Regions from separate parts of the Homo sapiens genome. Here region 1 is linked to region 2. The links are chromatin loops, found by intact Hi-C in ENCODE. Cell type or tissue: mammary epithelial cell. All regions are shown on one strand.

Evidence for each region. A loop is a pair of places that touch in the nucleus more often than their neighbours do. Peaks named below come from ENCODE experiments on the same cell type or tissue, not always from the same donor. Only the 100,000 strongest peaks of a DNase experiment are listed, where the experiment ranks them.
Region 1: it touches region 2 in a loop (3.0-fold over the local background); 2 of 110 quality-filtered maps call a loop at or near these places.

The regions. Positions count from the first base shown.
Region 1 is chr15:50,611,232-50,613,731 of GRCh38, forward strand. It overlaps TRPM7 (transient receptor potential cation channel subfamily M member 7), which reads right to left. Exons shown (of 39, transcript NM_017672.6): 15 at 2,476-2,500; 16 at 1,318-1,598; 17 at 1-90. Among named protein-coding and RNA genes, the nearest start is that of USP50, 66 kb to the left of the region's middle. In mammary epithelial cell, no CTCF peak of the experiment used is centred here; no DNase peak of the experiment used is centred here.
Region 2 is chr15:50,884,819-50,887,318 of GRCh38, forward strand. No RefSeq gene overlaps it. Among named protein-coding and RNA genes, the nearest start is that of AP4E1, 23 kb to the right of the region's middle. In mammary epithelial cell, CTCF peaks have their summits at 543 and 1,212; DNase peaks (open chromatin) are centred at 613 and 1,173; H3K27ac peaks cover 1,553 bases.

The sequences.
Region 1 (2,500 bases), 270 kb before region 2:
TTCAGTTCATAAGTGAGCAATTTCATAGCCATGGTTTCATCTTGTCTGAAGGACTGTTCTAATAATTCAACGGCCAACTGACCAAAATCACTATAAAAAGATAAAAGCCAAAATATACTCAGATTAACAAACTGCAATTTTAAACCACTATTCTTATATACATTAATACTTCCTACTTTTTAATATTCTCACACACACTTACAGAATTATGAGGCATTAAAACCATAACTCTGTTTTCAGACATCTACATCTATGTGGAAATCACAAAATATTAAAATATGTCGCATTATGTACAAGATTGAGAAGGTGAATCCAGAGCACATTCTCCCGGTCCTAGAAATCAAACTATAATCTCAAAGGGAATCAAAACTCACAATGCTACAATGCTCTGTTCAAAAAAGTTTATGTAGTATTTCAAACACAGAAAACAGTTGGTACCTGGTAGAGAGGAAAAACAATGTGACTAGGGACTAACCTAATTATGAAAAACATCTGAATCTTGAAGTCCCACTAAGTAACCATAGGATCCCTGTTAAAGAGTTATTTTCAGTAACAATTATCACTGCCCTCTAAATACCCCACTTGGGGAGCCGGAGGTCTTAGTATATATTAGAAAACTTCTACAAACTACTTTTCCAGTTTAATATTCCAACACTGCCCCTCTAAGTAAATTGTAAACTTTTATGAACTATGTCGTTACTCTGTGTATGTAGTTCTAGCTTCTGAAGTGCCTTCCCAGTTGAATTCAGTCTATTTTCTTATAACACAGCTCCAACTTCACTTCCACCCTTTCCTTACCAATTCAAATGGAACTTTCTAATCCAATTGCTACTATTTGCAAAAATTAAAATGAATTCTGGCATTTCTTCTTTGTTTCGAGACAGGGTCTATTGCTGTCACCTAGGCTGGAGTGCAATGGCATGATCACAGCTCACTGCAGCCTTAACCTCCCAGGCTCAAGTGATCCTTCCACCTCAGCCTCCTGAGTAGCTGGGACCACAGACAAGTACCACCACACCCAGTTAATTTTTAAATTTCATGTAGAGACGGGGTCTGCCTATGTTGCCCAGGCTGCATTTCTTCTTTCTTGCTGAGATATTTAATTCTTGAGTTGCAAATATAATAACCTCTTTTTCATAGAGGCAGAAAGTTTCTTTTAATTAAAAAAATATATACTTATATAATTTTCTGTCAATTGTACCAATAAGATTATACATATAAATACATCACCATTAAGTACGTGGCACTGTAACAGCCACTCAAACAATACCTACTTTGAATTTTTAAAATGTTTTCAAATGATAAAATACCACTTACTTGGAATACTGTTTTAGTTCTTCTGAAGTATCATCTACCAGGTCACTCTGCTTTGCTTCATATGCCATTGAACGATAGATCTTACAGGCAACTAATGCTTTAGCCATTGATTCTTCACCATGTTGCCATAAAAAACGGGCCATGACCTGCCTCTTCATAAGGCAAGCCCAAATTAAAAGTTCATTAAGTGGATAAGGAAAGCGCTTGGTTTCTGGATCATCAATGTCTACAATTTCATCTTTGGTTCTTTTCTTCTTTCCTTCTTCCATAACTGTATCAATCTTCCAGGGAAAATAAAGTTATAAAGCTCATTATAATAAGGCCATATGAAATTTATGTCAGTGAAAATTTTAGTAAAATATCTTTACATTATTCAGCTCCATAAAACTGCACAATAGCATAAATTTTATAAACTTGATTTTTATTATAGCTCATAATTCATTTTATGAAAATGCTGTTTCAACAAAAATGCCTTTGCAATAAACATTTTCCAAAATTTAAGGGCCTAAATATTTCAACTAATATTCTAATAGAACATAATTTTAATAAAGGGTTAGATAACATTTTTGTTATACATGTTCTTAATCAAGTAAAACTGGAATGAAAGGAGTCAGGTAAACATTTATTAAAACATTTTAATTTGGTTATTATCATACCTAAATATGAAAATGTACGCTGGGCGCGGTGGCCCACGCCTGTAATCCCAGCAGTTTGGGAGGCTGAGGAGGATGGATCACGAGGTCAAGAGATCGAGACCATACTGGCCAACATGGTGAAACCCAGTCTCTACTAAAAATACAAAAAATTAGCCAGTGTAGTGCTGGGTGCCTGTAGTCTCAGCTACTCGGGAGGCTGAGGCAGGAGAATCACTCGAACCTGGGAGGTGGAGGTTGCAGTGAGCCAAAATTGTGCCACTACACTCCAGCCTGGTGACAGAGCAAGACTCCTGTCTCAAAAAAAAAAAAAAAAAAAAAAAGGAACAGAATCATTAACTTATAATTAATATCTCTGTGTGTGAGAAAATGACAATTCTAGGACATATCCAAAAACGAAAGGTAATTCTTACTAAATCAATTAGTTTTTTTTGTTTAATAATACTAAGTAATTTAGAAAGAAGAAAATAAAAACCCAGAAAGAATAATATTTAAATAAATTTACCTTTGGTCGGTAGGGCTGTGCTGTC
Region 2 (2,500 bases):
TCCCTTGGTCAGTTCCCATAATGCTCTGGATCAGGGCCTGCTTGAATATTAAATTCCCATTGTTTCCTTCTGGGAAGGTCTCTGCTTATCCAATCTGGAGCCTATCTTTCTTCCTTGTCCTGGATCTGGTAGACTATTGAGAAAAGTCCTTACAAAGATTTCCTGGGAACTGGATTTTTAAAATGAGTGCATGTGGGAAAATACTCTCCAAGTGCAAAGGGGACTCTGTTTTTACCTCTACTTATATTTCCAGCTCCTCGGGGAAAATAAAAGTATTACAGGTCAAATCTCTTTACAAGTAGCTCAACTTGACTGTCTAAATATGTGGTATGGAGTAGAGTTTTATTTCATGGATTACTGCTTGCACTAGGTTAGACATAAACTGGGCTGTGGAGAACTTTTGGTTAAATAGAGATTTTCATTGCAAAGGTATTTGTTGTAGAGGAATTTACCCAGTAAACAGATATCTTCCAGCTAATGTTTTTACCAGGCTGATTCAGACCGGGTAGCAGGAGCGGGAAAACACTGTGGACACAGTCTGCTGGCTAGCGGTCAAGGCAGAGGCAAGTCTGGCACAGGCAAAAGTCTGTGTGAAATGTGGACCTGAGTCATGAAAGGAGGGGAAGAAACTAGTATGTGTCATTCTGAAAAAGCTCTTCTTAGGGCTCTTTGGGCTGTAACCACTGCCTCTCTCCATAGAGAGTCACAGGGCCTCACTTGGCTCTTCCTGCTGCATTTTCAGACTTAAAAGGAAGCCACCGGCCGGGCGTGGTGGCTCATGCCTGTAATCCCAGCACTTTGGGAGGCCGAAGCGGGCGGATCACGAGGTCAGGAGATCGAGACCATCCTGGCCAACACAGTGAAACCGCATCTCTACTAAAAATACAAAAATTAGCCGGGCATGGTGGCGCATGCTTGTAATCCCAGCTACTTGGGAGGTGGAGGCAGGAGAATCCCTTGAACCAGGGAGTTGGAGGTTGCAGTGAGCCGAGATTGCGCCACAGCACTCTAGCCTGGCGACAGAGTGAGACTCCGTCTCAAAAAAAAAAAAAAAAAAAGGAATCCACCTTCAGGCAAATTCCCTCCGCCTCTCAAGAAAGATAATAAAACAAAATGGAGAGTCCTCGTCTCTAAAAAACCTGGGTCAGGTTTTGAATGAACGCAGTACCGTGACCCAGCATTAGGGGCTAGGAACGTCCACAGTCACGACTGAGGCTTGCTGCTCTGGCGCCCCCTTGGGCATGAGAGTGGAACTGTATACAAAGTTGCCTAAATCCCCACTGCTGCAGTCCCCAGAACACCACCCAGTGTCTCTTTTTCTAGGCCTTTCTCAGCCTGGAGAGTTTCCTAACTTTTTGCCATTCCCAAGGTTTTTCTCTGACCACCACCAAACCCTTCTCAATCTACTAATTTTTCTAAACAAATTATTTTATCTTTCTAATTCTGCATGCATCTCTAGTCACTAAGCCCCAGAAAGATCCTGTAGCAAGCTGTCAATCAATAATAAATTAGCATTTCTGAAATTCATGAGACTTTTTCTTAGTTTTATTGAAATATATTTTATGTACCATAAGACTTCACCCATTATAAGTGTACAGTGAATAATTTTTAGTAAATTGATAGCTTTGTGCAACCACTGTCACAATCCAGTTTTAGAACATTTCTAACACCCAGAAAATTACTTGTGAGAATGTGCAGTCAAAAAAAAAAGAAACAAAACAAACAAACAAAAAGAGAATTTGCAGTCAATCCTCACTTGTTACCTTCAGTTTCAGACAACTACTGATCTGCTTTCTGTCTCTAAAAATTTTCCTTTCCTGGTCATTTCATATAAATGAAATCATACACTATACAGTTTTTTGTGACTGGCTTCTTTCACTTAGCATAATGTTTTCAAAGTTCACCCATGTTGTAGCATGTGTCAGTACTTCATTCCTTTTTATGGCTGAATAATAGTCCATTGTATATAGATAAACTACATTTTGTTTATTCATTCATCAGTTGATGAACATTTGGGTTGTCTCCAGTTTTTGGCTATTATGAATGATGTTGCTATGAACATTTCTATACAAGTGTTTGCATGAATATATGTTTTCATTTCTCTTGGGTAGATACTTAGTAGAATCGCTGAGTTGTATGGCAAATCTATTTAGCTTTTTAAGAAACTGCCAAACAATTTCACAATGTGGCTGTTCTATTTTATATTCTCATCAGCAATATGTGAAGGTTTTCCCATAACTCCTCCATCACTAGGTATTGTCTGACTTTTTGGTTATAGCTTAGTGGGTGTGTTAATGCTATCTTATTGTGGTTTTGACTTGCACTTCCCTCATGACTAATGATGTTGCGCATTTTATCAAGTGATTATTAGCCATTTACATATCCTCTTTGGTGAAATGTCTATTCAAATGTTTACTTCATTTTAAAATTAGATTATTAGTCTTCTTATTACTAAGTTATGAGTTCTTTGTATATTTTGGATATAAGCCCTTTATCACAT